Regions from separate parts of the Homo sapiens genome. Here all the other regions are linked to region 2. Evidence: read pairs that join two places in POLR2A ChIA-PET (ENCODE). Cell type or tissue: OCI-LY7. All regions are shown on one strand. Links, peaks and the distances in the headings refer to the core of each region. The heading gives the core; the rest is flanking DNA. Region 1 overlaps AKAP13 (A-kinase anchoring protein 13). Region 2 overlaps AKAP13 (A-kinase anchoring protein 13). Region 3 has its middle 73 kb from the start of MIR7706.

Region 1 (5,479 bases), core at 283-5,282, 53 kb before region 2:
AATTCTATAATATTATTCAATACCTATTCAACTTTCTCTATTTGTCTCCCAAATATCTTTTATAGTTGATTAAGAAAAATTTTGGACAGAGTAAAATTAAAGTTCACTCAGCACATCATTATGTCTCTTTAGTCTCTATTTTTTCATTCTTTAATTATTCATATGTATAGTTTACATTCACTAAAATTCCGCCATTTTAGTGTAACATTCTCTGAGTTTTGACAGGTGTATACATTCATATATCCACTGCTGCAAACAGGACAGTCCCTTCATCCTCCAGAATTCTTCTGAGCCCTTTTGTACTCAACCGGTTCTCTACCCCCAGACTCTGGAAATTGCTGATCTGTTTTCTGTCTCCATGGTTTTTTGCCTTTTCAAGAATGTTGTAAAAATGGAATCACACGGAATGTAGCCTTTTTATTCATTTGCCCAATGACTAATGATATTAAGTATCTTTTCATCTGATTATTTGTCATTCTTTGATGTCAATTCAAAATCTTTTGCTTAAAAAATGAGTTTTTGTATATACTTTGGAATCAAATACATGATTTGCAGATATTTTCTCCTAGTCTGTTTTTACTTGTCTTAATAATGTCTTTTTTTGTTTGTTTGTTTCGAGATGGAGTTTGGCTCTGTCACCTAGGCTGGAGTACAGTGGTGAGATCTTGGCTCACTGCAACGTCTGCCTCCTGGGTTCAAGTGATTCTCCTGCCTTAACCTCCCGAGTAGCTGGGATTACAGGCACACACCACCACACCCAGCTAATTTTTGTATTTTAGTAGAGATGGGGCTTTTCCATGTTGGCCAGGCTGATCTTGAACTCCTAACCTCAAGTGATCTGCCTGCCTCGGCCTCCCAAAGTGCTGGGATTACAGGCGCGAGCCACTGTGTCTGGCCTTCTTGTCTTAATAATGTCTTTTGAAGAGCAGAAGTTCTTAATTTTTATGATATCCAGTGTTTTTTTGTTTTTTTGTTTTTTCCCTGAGTGGATCATGCTTTTGGTATAATAGTTTAGAAATCTTTGCCTAACTTAAGAGCTCAAAGACTTTCCCCTATATTTCCTCCTACAAGTTATTATTTTTTTTTTTAGAGATGGAGTCTCACTCTGTCATCCAGGCTGGCGTGAGTGAGATCTTGTTCACTGGAATCTCCGCCTCCCGGGTTCAAGTGATTCTCCTGCCTCAGCCTCCTGAGTAGCTGGGATTACAGGCACCCACCACCATGCCTAATTTTTGTATTTTTACTAGTGATGGGGTTTCACCATGTTGACCAGGGTGGTCTGAACTCCTGACCTCAAGTGAGCCACCCACCGCAGCCTCCCAAAGTGCTGGGATTACAGGCGTGAGCTATTGTGCCCGGCTCGCCTAGAAGTTTTATCATTTAAAATTTTATATTTACATTTATTATCTGCTTTGATTTAATTTTCCTAAATGGTGCAAGGTATGCATTGAGTTTATTTTTTTGTGGATGGATTTACAATTTTTCCAGCAACAGTTTTTGAAAAGACTGTCCTTTCTCTGTTGATTACCTTTGTGCCTTTTTTTTTTTGCAAGTTGATCATAAATGTGTGGTTTTGTTTCTGGATTCTCTCTCCTATTCCATTGATCTGTGTCTTTCATTTCTCTATCACCTCACTGTTGATTACTGTCACCTTAGAGTAAGTTTTAAAATCAGGTAGTGTGAGTTATCTTATTATTTTTCAGAATTGTTTTTTGGGTATTTTAGTTGCATTGCCTTTTGTGCATATTTTAGATTCATCTTGCTGTTATCCACAAGTCCTGCTGGGTTTTTCTTTTTCTTTTTTTTCTTTTTTAAGATGAGGTCTCAGCCGGGTGTGGTGGCTCACGCCTGTAATCCTAGCACTTTGGAGGCTGAGGCGGGTGGATCACCTGAGATCAGGAGTTCGAGACCAGCCTGGCTGACATGGCAAAACCCCGTCTCTACTAAAAAATACAAAAAATAGCTGGGCGTGGTGGTGGGCGCCTGTAATCCCAGCTACTTGGGAGGCTGAGACAGGAGAATTGCTTTAGCCCGGGAGATGGAGGTTACAGTGAGCCGACATTGCGCCACTTTACTCCAGCCTGGGTGATAGAACGAGAGTCCGTCTTAAAAAAACAAAAAAAGATAGGGTCTCACTCAGTTGTCCAGTGTGGAATGCAGTGGTAGGATAACCACTCACTGCAGCCTTGATCTCCTGGGCCCAAGCGATTCTCCCACGTCAGCCTCCCAAGTAGTTGGGATCACAGTCATGCACTACCTGGCTAATTTTTTTATTTTTGTAGAGACAGAGTCTCTCTATGTTGCCCAGGCTGGCCTCAAACTCCCGGGATGAAGTGATCCTCCCACTGTGGCCTCCCAAAGTGTAGGGATTACAGGCATGACCCACCATGCCCAGCCTGCTGTGGTTTTTGATTGGCATTGTGTTGAAGCTGGAAATCAGTTAGGGGGCAATTGACATTTTAATAATGAGCCATGAACATGGTATATCTATTTAGACCTTAGATTTTTGATTAGTGTTTTGTAGTTTTTAGCAATTGGATCTTGCATGTGTTTTGTAATCTTATACATGTATTTCATGTATTCTGGTGTTGTTGTGAATGATACTTCTCAATTTCCAGTTGCTCATTGCTGGTATATAGAAAGATCATTTTATATTATTTGCTGACCTTGGATCCTACACCCTTGCTAAACTCATTTTTAGTAATAGAAGCTTTTTTTGTAGATTTTTGGAATTTTCTGCATAGACATTATTGTCATTGGCAAATAAGGGCAGTTTGATTTCTTCGTTTTCACTTTGTATACTTTCATTTCCTTTTTTTTTTTTTGAGATAGAGACTCGCTCTGTCACCCAGGCTGGAGTGCAGTGGTGCGATCTCAGCTCACTGCAACCTGTGGCCCCCCAGGTTCAAGTGATTCTCGTGCCTCAGCCTCCTAAGTAGCTGGGATTACAGGTGCATGTTGTCATGCCCGGCTAATTTTTGTATTTTTTTTTTTTTAAGTGGAGACTGGGTTTCACCATGTTGGCCAGGCTGGTCTCAAACTCCTGACCACAAGTGATCCGCCAGCCTCAGCCTCCCAAAGTGCTAGGATTACAGGCGTGAGCTACAGCGCTGGGCGTGATTTCTTTTTGTTACTTTGCTGAACTATCTAGGACCCTCAGTGTAATGTGTAATAGGAGTTTTACAAGTGGACATCCTTTCCTTTTTCCTGATGTTAGAGGGGAAAACACTGAGTGTTTGACCATTAATATGATGGTAGCCATAGGTGTTTGTTTTTGTAGATGTCTTTTATCAAGTTGAGGAAATTGTCTTCTATGTTTAGTTTGCTGAGAGTTTTTATCATGAATAGATATTGAATGTTGTCAAAGGTTTTTCTGTATTTATTGACATAATCATATGTTTTTTCTTCTTTAGTCTGGTGTAATACGTTGAAATAGCTTTGCATTCTTGTGATAATACTCATTTAGTCGTGATGTATTATTTTTTACATGTCTTTGGGTTCCATTTGCTACTGAATCTTTTTTTATTTCTTCCATTTGTTTCCCGTTATGTTCATTTTAAAAATAGGTTCTTGATCATATGTATAATATTCATGATAGTTGTTGAGTCCTTATCTGTTAAATGTCAGATGTCTCCTTGGGGGTAAAGTTATTTCAAACACAAGAACCATTGCTTTAAAGAGTATCATACTTTGTTTTGGCAAGTTAAGTTGCCAAACTTATGTGTGTAAGTTGCTTGTTACACCCCATTACTAAGGCATGAAGCTCCTGTAGTTTTCATTGAAGAATTGGGCTCTCCTTGAGGACTCTATTCTGGCAGTTGAGAACACAAATGTCTCCCAGCCCTGTGTGAACTTTGGAGATCATTTAGCTTACAGTTCCTGGGTGATTCTTTGCGTGCCCTCATGTATTTTTACAATATGCATGCTTGGCTTACTACTGGGTGTGAGACTCATGGGGCCTCTATGCTGATTTCTGGAGCTCCTTTTTCATACAGCTCCCTCCTCTTCTCTCGTACTCTGCAATTTTCAAACTCCTTAGCCTTCCCAAGCTATGTTTGTTTTCTAAACTTGACAAGGCTGTCATGTTGTGCTTGATCCTCCTCATTGCACCATGGTCTAGAAGGTACCTCCAGCCAGAAAGCTGGGGCGATTTTAGGGCTTATCTCATTTGTTCCCTTCTCTTTGGGACTGCAGTTCTGTGCTACCTGTTGTTCAGGCTCTAAAGGATGCTGCCTCATGCATTTTGTCCACTTTTCTAGTAGTTAGGGAGGATGCCAGGATAAATCTGGATCCAGTTACTCCGTCATGGTTAGCAGCTGAAGTCCTTTGGGTGAGTATGCTTTGTTGGTGGTTCTTAAAATTTCATTACAGGATTCTCAAAATCTTTGGGGGTATAAATAACAAAGAAGTATTTGTTGACTATCTTCTGACAGTAGCTCAGCCATTGCTTTGTGGGAAATACAAAACAATGTAGGTATCTTTTAGTTGAAGAGGCACATGGTACATACCTAAGATTAATCAAAGAAATGAATTGCTATGGTGATGAACAGAAAGAGAAGGATCACTATAATCTATTATTTTCTGTCCCCCCGTGGGGGAGTCTTCCAGTGAAAAGCAGAAAACCTGCTAGACAGATTCTAAAAGATCTGTAACACTTGTGATCTGGTGTTTTCATGTAGAAATGCTTGCTTTTGCGTTTTTGTTTCTTAGCATATATGCTTTATGTCGCAAGTTGTAGTGAGTCAGTGGGTAGAGTGCTGGCTCTTTCAGGTGCATTTGCTATTTATTTACTATGCAGCTTTAGGTAAGTTATTTGTCTCTGAAATCTAATCTTCTCTTTTCTCTTGGCAAATGGTTATATGACATACCTTGTAGGGTTGTTTGTTAATTTTTTCAAGTATCTTTTGTTTGTCAGGCACGGTTCTAGGTAATGGGAATTCAGTGACATCTGTAGTTGCTGCCGTTAATCTATATCCTATTGAGGGAAGTAGAAAATAAACGAGTGAACAAACAATTGCAGTCATGTCTGGTGGTGATGATTCTAGGAAGGATATGAAGAGTATTAGCAGAGATTGGGGAGGTCAGACAAGGCCTTACTGAGGAGGTGAGATTTGAACAGACCTGAAGAAAGTCAAGGGAGCAAGTCACATGAAGATTCAGAGGAAGTATGGAAGGAACATCAAGTGCAAAGGACCTGAGATGGGAGAATGAACAGGGAGCCTGGTGTGGCTGGAATGGGTGAGAAAGAGCGTGAGGAGATAAGGTTTGTATGTGTAGCCAGAGACCAGATCAAATAGGCTCTTAGGTATGGTGGGAAACAGCTGAAGGATTTGAGCAAGGCATGACAAGGTTGATTTAGGCTTTAAAAACTTTACTCTTGGCATAGGGAGCAGTAGTGGAAACGGAGAGACTAGTTAAGAGATTTGCAGTCGTTCAGGCTAGAGAAGATGGTGGCTTGGATTAGGGTGGTAGCAGCGAA
Region 2 (5,479 bases), core at 220-5,219:
GCTACAGTAACCAAAACAGCATGGTACTGGTACCAAAACAGAGATATAGATCAATGGAACAGAACAGAGCCCTCAGAAATAACGCCGCATATATACAACTATCTGATCTTTGACAAACCTGAGAAAAACAAGCAATGGGGAAAGGATTCCCTATTTAATAAATGGTGCTGGGAAAACTGGCTAGCCATATGTAGAAAGCTGAAATTGAATCCCTTCCTTACACCTTATACAAAAATCAATTCAAGATGGATTAAAGATTTAAACGTTAGACCTAAAACCATAAAAACCCTAGAAGAAAACCTAGGCATTACCATTCAGGACATAGGCATGGGCAAGGACTTCATGTCCAAAACACCAAAAGCAATGGCAACAAAAGCCAAAATTGACAAATGGGATCTAATTAAACTAAAGAGCTTCTGCACAGCAAAAGAAACTACCATCAGAGTGAACAGGCAACCTACAAAATGGGAGAAAATTTTCGCAACCTACTCATCTGACAAAGGGCTAATATCCAGAATCTACAATGAACTCAAACAAATTTACAAGAAAAAAAATAAACAGCTCCATCAAAAAGTGGGCGAAGGACATGAACAGACACTTCTCAAAAGAAGACATTTATGCAGCCAAAAAACACATGAAAAAATGCTCATCATCACTGGCCATCAGAGAAATGCAAATCAAAACCACAATGAGATACCATCTCACACCAGTTAGAATGGCAATCATTAAAAAGTCAGGAAACAACAGGTGCTGGAGAGGATGTGGAGAAATAGGAACACTTTTACACTGTTGGTGGGACTGTAAACTAGTTCAACCATTGTGGATGTCAGTGTGGCGATTCCTCAAGGATCTAGAACTAGAAATACCATTTGACCCAGCCATCCCATTACTGGGTATATACCCAAATGACTATAAATCATGCTGCTGTAAAGACACATGCACACGTATGTTTATTGCGGCATTATTCACAATAGCAAAGACTTGGAACCAACCCAAATGTCCAACAATGATAGACTGGATTAAGAAAATGTGGCACATATACACCATGGAATACTATGCAGCCATAAAAAATGATGAGTTCATGTCCTTTGTAGGGACATGGATGAAATTGGAAATCATCATTCTCAGTAAACTATCGCAAGAACAAAAAACCAAACACCGCATATTCTCACTCATAGGTGGGAATTGAACAGTGAGATCACATGGACCCAGGAAGGGGAATATCACACTCTGGGGACTGTGGTGGGGTGGGGGGAGGGGGGAGGGATAGCATTAGGAGATATACCTAATGCTAGATGACGAGTTAGTGGGTGCAGCGCACGAGCATGGCACATGTATACATATGTAACTAACCTGCACAATATGCACATGTACCCTAAAACTTAAAGTATAATAAAAAATAATAATAATAATAATAATAAATAAAAACCAGGTTGTCACTGAAAAGTTAAGGAAGCATTTGGAAATTACTGTAAAGGAAAAAGAACACCTAACAAAGCTTTCAGTGTTGGCAGTGTTCTGTGCCCACCCTTTATGTATTTAGCAATTACTTTAGCTGAACCAGTTTGTTCATATAGAAGAACCAGTCAGAATGTCTCTGCCCTTCCCTTCCTCTAAGCACACACAATGGTCATCTCCTCCCTTTGCCTTTTCTTTTGACCATGACTAGCAGGTCCTCAGCTAGCTTACTTGTTATAGACTTGTTCACACAACTTTATAGCTCTGTTTCTGTCAGGCATATTTCTGTTTTATAGATGAAAACTTTTTCTTAATTTAAATTTCCCTTTTCCTGGAATTTATTCATGTGTTCTGAAATGCTGCTGTTATTGTAACTTACTGACTGTATTGTAAATTCATGGATTTTATCTGGGAGGATCTTGACTTTGATACTGAAGAGCTGATGCAAAATCTTAAACAGGCCGATGAAAAAGAGCTTGTCAAATAGATAAAGGAGCTTTCTTCTTTCTATATTCATCAGTAAAAAATGTTCTGTCTAGGATTTGCATAGATGACTCTTTTCAAAATCAGTTTTCACCTGAGGTCATTCAGGTACCTAAAAGGGAGGGGAGTATCTAAACAGTGACAAAGTTGTCAACAGGGCGTTGCATCAAGTTCTCTTACACACTTTCCTTTTTGCTATGAAAGCTGCTTTCTCAGAGCCATCCAGTTACTCTTGTCATATATGCAGTTTGAAGAAGTTTACTTCTGCCTCTTTTTTCTCACCTCTACCAAGGTAATGATGACCATTTAGAAGCCAAGGATTAATTTTGGGAATGGCTTAGTGTGGTGGAAATTTTTAAAAAAATTCTGCAGTGGCTTAAATAGTGCAAGTAGATTTCACTGTAGGGACTGATATAGCAGTTATAAGAGCCCACGGTTTGAAAGCAAGAGAAACTCTAAAAAAACAAAACAAAACAAACTGATGTCATTGGTGTCATTCGAAGGTTTACACATTTCTGTTCACTTGAGGTCTTTTTTGTAATTATGTTTTCACATATGTAGATACCTAGGAGTGGAATTGCTGGGTAACACTGTTTTCCAAAGTGGCTATACATTTTACAGTTCCTCCAGCAATATATGAGGGCTTCAGTTTTCCACACATTTTGCCAATACTTGGTATTTTTAATCTTTTTTTTAATGGCCGTTCTGGTGGGTGTGTATTGATAATGACCAATAATGTTAAGCTTTTTTTTACTGTTCATATTTGCCATTTGTTTATTTTCTTTGGTCAAGTGTCTGTTCAAACCTTTTGCCTATTAAAAAAATTTACTGTTTTTGTATTGAGTTATAAGAGTTCTTTATATATCCTGGATATAGGCCCTTTATTAGTTTATATAATTGGTAAATATTTTTTCCTAGTCTCTGACGTAGAGTCTTGTCTTTTAATTTTCTTGATGGTGTCTTTTGAAGAGGAAAAGTTTTTAATTTTGATGAAATCTAGTGTATCATGTTTTCTTTTATGGATCATACATTTGTTGTCATATATCTAAGGGATCTTTGCCTTAGCCAAGATCACAAAGATTTTCTCTTATGTTTTCTTGTAGATATTTCATAGTTTATTTTGTAAGTTTGTATCTGTGATCCATATTTGGGTTTATTTTTGTGTATGGTGTAAGCTAGGGTATAAGTTCATTTTTTGCATGTGGATATTTGCTTGTTCTGGTGCCATTTATTGACAAGTCTCTTAAAAGTTTTTTTTTTCTGTTAAACTGTATTACTGCAGTAAATAGTCTTACATATGCTGTGAACACACGCCTTCATTTTCTGACTGAATTGGGAGAAGAGGGAGGAAAGGAGTTTGTCTTGGGTCTTGGCCTTATTGTAGGGAGCTTTTCTATCATAGTTCACTTTGCTTTATTCTGCCCTTTAAGAAGATATTCACAGTCTTTGGGAACAACGAATAGAGTTCTGGTCAATTTGGCTTTAGTTAAGAAGGTGACTCTGTTATCCTCTCCCTAGGGATGATTATGAAATCTTATTTTGCACAGTTAGGGCTGGGTAAGCCTAGGATAGTACAAGCTATTGGACAGAACATTTGTTAAAAATATTTTTAGGCTGGGCGCGGTGGCTCATGCCTGTAATCCCAGCGCTTTGGGAGGCTGAGGTGGGCGGATCACGAGGTCAGGAGTTCGAGACCAGCCTGGCCAGCATGGTGAAACCCCGTCTCTACTAAAAATACAAAAATTAGCTGGGCATGGTGGCAGGTGCCTGTAATCCCAGCTACTCAGGAGGCTGAGGCAGGAGAATTGCTTGAACCCAGGAGGCGGAGGTTGCAGTGAGCCGAGATCGTGCCACTGCACTCCAGCCTGGGTGATAGAGCAAGATTCTGTCTCAAAAAAAAAAAAAAATATATATATATATAATATAAAATATACATATATAATATACATAATATATATTATATAATATATATAATATATATTATATTATATATAATATATATTATATTATATATAATATATATTATATATATATTTATTTCTAGCATGAGAATGATGAAACTCTTCTTAAAACATTTTATTTTCTTTTTCCAAATAGTTGTTTCTAACTATAAAACTAAAACATGTTTATTACAGAAACGTTTGGAAATTACCACAAGTATGAAGAAAAAACTTTCTTCCCCTATCATTGCCATCCTGATTTTGGCTCAGCAACACTTTTAATTTTGTGCAATTGAAATAGGGACTCTGGACCACTTAGTTTCTTGGAATAATTTTTGGATCTACTGAAGGATTCAGGCCTTTTAAAAAATATTTCTCTTGAGAAGGGAAAAGGATGGGAACTCACATTTGATGAGCATCTATTGTGAGCTAGGCCTTGTATCCCAGAAAGCTCTGTGAAGCATTAAAATTACATTAAAATAGCATGAAAAATTTGTTTCCTCTCTTCATCCTCCCTAACTCCCTGCTTTTTTTAGGCTTGGGTTAAATAATTTGCCCAGTGTCACTCAGCTAGTATGTGGTAGGTTTGAAAAGTTGGGGAAAACTTAAGTATCATTCAGTTAAAATTGTTAACCTGTGTCTTATTTCATGGTTTAAGAAAGATAGTTCTCCCCCCACCCCCCAACACAGTTTTCTGGCTTCTGTGGTCTTCCTTTTATTTTCTATCAGATTTAGAAGTCCCAAGATCCCCTTATGTCCTACTCAAATTAAGACTTGTTTCTCTTCTCCTTTCTGTATTGTGCTTTCAACTCTGAGGCCCTGTTTTAGCTTTGGTGTTTATTAGCTGAATAAAAAGATAAAGTGAGAGAGCTTAGAGTTTTAATAGGGAACATTTCTTGAATTGGATTGATTTCATCATCAATTTTACTTTCTTAAGTATTAACTAATTACTAGCTGTGGATTCCCAGGCAAGTCCACTCACTTTCTTCATCTGTAAAATGAACTACCTACTCAGCAAGGATCCTTCTGTGGTGTATCAGCATTCCTTATTATTATTATTTGTTTTTGTTAGTAGAACCATGAAATAAATTTCTGGCGATATGGGCACAGAGTATTTGCAGTTGTAACACAATGGTAAGTATCTATATCTAAACATAGAAAAGGTACAGTATAAATACAGCATTATAATCTTATGTGACCGACTGCTGTCTTATATGCGGTTCGTGGTTGACTGGAAAGTCATTTTGTGGTACATGACTGTATTTGCATTTGTGTCAGTGGGTAAAAAGCACTGGTTTCATGTAAAAAAAAAAAAGTGTGTGTGTGTGTGTGTGTGTGTAGGGTATTTGTGATTCTGGAGCCTGATTTTTCCTTCTTCATTTAGGAGGTATTTATGACTGTCAAGGCTACTTGACTGCCAGAACTTGCCATTGATGTGCTCACTTCATCAAATGGCATAGCTTATTCTAATCTGTTGTTTATTTTGTTGCCATAGTAACCTTTTTGAAAACAGAAAGGTGGTTGATATGTTTGTACAGGAATTCAGGGCCTTTCCCCTGATTGACATCTGCTGGCAGGAATTTTTATCCTAGTGATTC
Region 3 (5,479 bases), core at 219-5,218, 130 kb before region 2:
ATATAATGGGATACTATCCAGTAAAACTTAATGAATGTTCATTTTTAATTTAAAAAAGTAAATTACAAAAACGATACATGATGCCATTTATATACATTTAAAAACAAAAGCAACTCCATTGTTTCAAATCCATTCAGGTCTGAACATATACACATATTTGGTGGTACATTTAGCTATACTAAAAAGTATTAAAACAGGATGGAAGTAATACACACTCACTTTAGGATAAGTGGTTAGCTTTAAGAAGAAAAAATGGGGTGAGTAATATAGTTTATGTCTCCTACCTCACTGTTTCTCTCTTCTTCTTCTGGTACTCTAATTACACTTATGTTAGACCATTCGATATTGTCTCACAGCTTTTGGGTGCTCTGGGGTTTTTACTTTTTTTTCTCTTTGGGTTTTGGTTTGCATAATTTTTAACGACCTGTCTTCAGGTTCATATATTCTTTCCTCAGCAATGTAAAGTCTCCTGAACTGCTCATTGACATAATTCATATCTGTTACCTTGTTTTTTATTTCTATCAATTAAATTTGACTCTTTCATATATTTTATCTCTCTACTGAAATCCGTCTATTCATACATGTTGTTTCCATTTTCCAATGGAGCCTTTAACATATTAATCATAGTTATTTTAAGTTCCCAGATAGTCTCAACATCTAGGTAGTCTTTAGGATTGCTTTTATTCTCCAAGATGACAGATTGGAGGTAGTGTTCACATGTCACTCCCACTTGGAAAGACAAAATAGCCTGTATATATTCACCCTGTGACTTTATTCCCAAGGAACACTGCAGGAACTAAACAGGAAAACTAAAATCCACAGATTATTTTTATTTTATTTGTCTGAGATGGAGTCTCACTCTGTCACCCAGGCTGGAGTGGAGTGGCACAATCTCAGTTCACTGCAACTCCGCCTCCCGGGTTCAAGCAATTCTCCTGCCTCAGCCTTCCGAGTGGCTGGGACTACAGACATGCATCACCACCAGTTAATTTTTGTATTTTTAGTAGAGACGGGGTTTCACCATGTTGCCCAGGCTGGTCTCAAATTCCTGACCTCAAGTGATCCACCTGCCTTGGGCTCCCAAAGTGCTGGGATTACAGGCATAAGCCACCACACCTGGCCCACAGATTATTTTTTTAAAGTAGCAGGCTGCAGCCTATGGCACCAGCCAGGTTAAAAACAAAACAAAACAACAACAACAACAAAAAAAAAAACTGTAAGTCCCCAGAATGTGAGAGGGGAAGTGACTGCCTCCAGGGTATACACCCCCACCAGGGAACCTGGTAATCTAGGCCACAGGGAAAGGCCTTAACCAACACTGGAACTGATTTTGAGAGTGGAGAGGAATATTAAAGCACAAACGGCAGCAGGAAGAACTCTGCATGCACTCCCAGTCTCCAGCATCGACCAAGGGAAGCCATTCCTTATTCTGCCACACAGGAGACCTCACAAAAGTCTGCCAACTTACTCAGGCAGCAGCCATTGCCTGAGTTAATTAAAAGAAGCTCCCAACTGAATTTCACGATATAACCTCGAGTGGGGAAGAACTCCCTTGGCCAGAACCCGGGAGCGAATGGGAAGTGTGCTGCAGGCATGAGCAAATGAGCCGGGTGCCCCGGCTGTGCAGGCAGACTGGCAGGGGCATGGCCTGAAAGCCATGGTTCTTGTCTCCACAGGGGAAGGCTTATGGCCCAAGGAAGTTTTGAGTTCTAAGCATAGATGGCCAGGAACTTAGCTGGCTGCTGCTAGCAGAATACTGCAGGTAAGAGATCTGCCTTGCCAAGTGCACGGGAGCTGGGTGGGGCTTACTGCTGCCTGTTACTCCCCACTCCCTACGTGAACTCTTCTATGCAGCAGATGCAGTTATGCTCCTCTCTGGAACATGATCCCAATGGCCAAAGAACCACCTCCACAACTCCCACAGGGGCCACTGCTAGCACCACATGTGAAGAGTCAAAACATGGACCTGCCTGACCCAGCCCCCACCTGCTTTGCCCACCACCTGCCCTGGTAGCTTAACACGAAAGACAGAAACTTTTAGGAGCACAAAAAACAGAAACTTTTCAGAGCTTTATGGCCCCACCCCTTGCCTGATTATCCAAAGTACCAGCCCTGGGTAGCATAAGGCAAGCACAAATCCCATCACTTCTGCTATAGCTGGTGCTCTTTGGCAAGCATCACTTCCTGGCTGGAGGCCAACTCACACCGTCCATTACAGCATCTGCAGGTAGAATAACACTGTGCCCAGGAAGGAGAAAACTTGTGTGTGAACCCAGCCATCACCATTGCCTGCACCACTCTGGCTAACCAGGAGGTCCTGAATCTGCCCATGTGACCTACTTATTACTACCCAAATGGGCATTTGAGGAAGCCAATACACGAAGACTTTCTATAACCAAGGAATCTCTGAGTCTATGTCACTCCCCTGCCACTCCTGTTAGAGCTGGTGCTGGTACCTGCTACTGGGAGACTTGAGAGCAGGTCATAAATCTGGATCCCTTGCAGATATTCCCTAGTACCAGGCTACAGTGTGGCAGCCGCATTGGGTGGCTAGACTCAGAGGAGTAACAGCATTCACAGTAGTCTGGCTCTCAGGGCCTCCCACTCCTAAAGGAAGGGGGAATGCACCCCATCAAGGGAACACCCTGTGGGACAAAAGAACCCAGGTGGCAAGCCTTGAGTCTCGGGTCTTTCTGCTGGTGGGAAGTTTCCTTCAGCAGAGGCACAATTGCAGTGGTGGGATCAGCAGGGAAAATCTGTAGCTCTCCCCCGACAAGTCAGGCAGTGTTGGTGTTTGTGAAGGGCCTTGGAGAGGGGGATTTCTTTTCTACCTCATTCACCACTGCAAACACAGCTGGGGCTTTTCCCATGGGAACTCAGTGTGGGTGCACCTCTAGACAGCCTCTCTGGAACACTTCAGGGTGACTGCATCCCTACTGGAGGAGCACCCTCCAGGTGCAGGCTTGCACAAGAGACAGAGTCACAATTCCTCTCTGCTTGGAACATCAACATTCCTGCAGATGAGTAGAGGTGCTTATCTGCTCTAAATAGCCAGAACACTGGATCAAGAGTTTGTCTGGGAGGTGGATCGCTCTCCTGCTGGCCTGGCAGAAGAGCTGAGGTGGCTCCAGTCCTTCCTTCTGATAAGACCTCAGCATGCTTCACTGAGAGTTCCCCCAGCCATCTCTGTCAAGGCAGGGACCTCTGTCCATCATTGGTTATTGCATTTACCCACCTGCTTTAGCCACAGCTGGTTTTCACCCATGGCCTAGCTCCCCTTTTGGTCTGAAGCCTGGACTATTCAACCCAGTAAATAAAATACTTGGGGACAAATAAATAAAGAAGTGCATAATATGGGGGAATGAGATAAGCTTCAAGAGACCTCTGTCATTCCAATCCTATGGGAGACAGTGAACTTGCTCACGCACTGAGCACAGTGCTACTACAACCAGCATCTGAATAAGCCATCATCCAAAGACTCTACAACCAAGGAACTCATACAGAGCCTTCACCCCTGAAAGCACCCCTGAAAGCATACAAAGCCTTCACTCCTGAATTAGGTTACAATAAACTATAAACATTTAAGTCACATCCTTAAGGGGGGGAAAAGAAATTTAAAAAAAACACAGTTAGGCTGGACACAGTGGCTCACACCTGTAATCCCAGAACTCTGGGGAGGCCGAGGACAGCAGGTCACTTGAAGTCAGGAGTTCGAGACCAGCCTGGCCAACATGGTGAAATCCCATATCTACTAAAAATACAAAAATTAGCCAGGCATGATGATGAGTGCCTATAATCCTAGCTACTCAGGAGGCTGAGGCACGAGAATCACTTGAACCCAGGAAGTGGAGGTTGCAGTGAACCAAGACCATGCCACTGCACGGCAGCCTGAATGACAGAGTAAGACTCTGTCTCAAAAAATGAAGAAGAAGAAAACAAGAAGAAGAAGAAGAAGAGGAGGAGGAAGAAGAAGAAGAAGAAGAAGAAGAAGAAGAAGAAGAAGAAGAAGAAGAAAAGAAATAACAAAGATGAGAGCAGAACTAAATGAAATTGAAACCAAAAAAATACAAAAGATCAATGAAACAAAAAGCTGATTCTTTGAAAAGATAAACAAAACTGATAGACCATTAGCTAGATTAACCAAGAAAAGAAGAGAGAAGATTCAAATAGGCTCAATTAGAAATGAAACCGGAGACATACAACCAACACTACAGAAATACAAAATGTTATTGGAGACTACTCTGAACACCTCTATGCACACAAAACAGAAAACCTAGAGGAAATGGATACATTCCTGGAAGCATACAACCCTCCTAGATTAGATCAGGAAGAAACAGAAACCCTGAACAGACCACTAACAAGCAATGAGATTGAATCAGTACGTTTTTTAAAATGCCAACAAAAAAAAAATTCCAGGGCCAGATGGATTCATAGCTGAATTCTACCAGACATTCAAGGAAGAGTTGGTACTAATACTACTGAAACTATTCCAAAAGAATGAGAAAGAGGGAATCCTCTTTAAATCATTCTATGAAGCTAGTATCACCCTGATACCAAAACCAAGAAAGGACATAACAAAAAAAAGAAAACTCCAGACCAATATTCCTGATGAATACACATGCAAAAACCTCAATAAAACACTAGCTAACCAAATCCAACAGCACATCAAAAAGACAACACACTGTAATCAAGTTGGTTTCATCCCAGGGGTGCAGGGATGGTTTAACATATGCAAGTCAATAAATGTAATACATCACATAAATAGAATTAAAAACAAAAACTATATTATCATCTCAGTAGATGCAGAGAAAGGATTTGATAAAATTCAGCATCACTTTATGATTTAAAAAACCCTCAACAAACTAGGCATAGAAAGTACTTAATAAATTTTCAAGTTAATAAAGTACCCAAATTAATAAAAACCATATATGACAAATCCACAGCCAAAACCATATTGAATAAGAAAAGGTTGAAAGCATTCCCCCTGAGAGCTGGAACAAGACAAGGATGCCCACTTTCACCACTTCTATTCAATATATTACTGGAAGTCCTGGCCAGAGCAATCAGACAGGAGGAAGAAATATAGGGCAACCAAATTGGAAAAGAGGAACTCAAACTATAACTGTTCACTGATGGTATTATCATATACCTAGAAAGCCCTAAAGACTTCTCCAAAAGACTCCTAGATTTGATAAATTAATTCAGTAAAGTCCCAGATTACCAAATCAGTGTACACAAATCAGTAGCGCTGTTATACACCAACAATGGCCAAGCTAAGAATCAAATCCAGAACTCAATCTCTTTTACAACAGCTGCAAAAAAAAAACAAACAAACAAACAAACAAAAAACAAAAAACCTAGGAATTTACCTAACCAAGGAAATGAAAGGTACCTGCAAGGAGAACTACAAAACACTGTTGGAAGAAATCATAGATGACACAAATGGAAACACATCCCATGTTTGTGGGTTGGAAGAATC

What was found. ChIA-PET counts read pairs that join two places held together with the same protein. Peaks named below come from ENCODE experiments on the same cell type or tissue, not always from the same donor. Only the 100,000 strongest peaks of a DNase experiment are listed, where the experiment ranks them.
Region 1: POLR2A ChIA-PET joins it to region 2 with 8 read pairs; 13 of 35 experiments call an interaction of 5 or more read pairs at or near these places.
Region 3: POLR2A ChIA-PET joins it to region 2 with 7 read pairs; 5 of 35 experiments call an interaction of 5 or more read pairs at or near these places.

The regions. Positions count from the first base shown.
Region 1 is chr15:85,385,228-85,390,706 of GRCh38, forward strand. All of the region lies in intron 1 of AKAP13 (A-kinase anchoring protein 13), which reads left to right. It also overlaps the pseudogene RNU7-79P. Among named protein-coding and RNA genes, the nearest start is that of AKAP13, 7.4 kb to the left of the region's middle. In OCI-LY7, for the core only: no CTCF peak of the experiment used is centred there; DNase peaks (open chromatin) are centred at 2,924 and 3,899; H3K4me3 peaks cover 3,046 bases; H3K27ac peaks cover 4,977 bases.
Region 2 is chr15:85,438,577-85,444,055 of GRCh38, forward strand. The region is part of intron 1 of AKAP13 (A-kinase anchoring protein 13); the gene reads left to right. Among named protein-coding and RNA genes, the nearest start is that of AKAP13, 61 kb to the left of the region's middle. RefSeq lists an enhancer at 2,178-2,367. In OCI-LY7, for the core only: no CTCF peak of the experiment used is centred there; DNase peaks (open chromatin) are centred at 2,122, 4,665 and 5,135; H3K4me3 peaks cover 2,132 bases; H3K27ac peaks cover 3,446 bases.
Region 3 is chr15:85,304,951-85,310,429 of GRCh38, forward strand. No RefSeq gene overlaps it. Among named protein-coding and RNA genes, the nearest start is that of MIR7706, 73 kb to the right of the region's middle. In OCI-LY7, for the core only: no CTCF peak of the experiment used is centred there; a DNase peak (open chromatin) is centred at 2,201.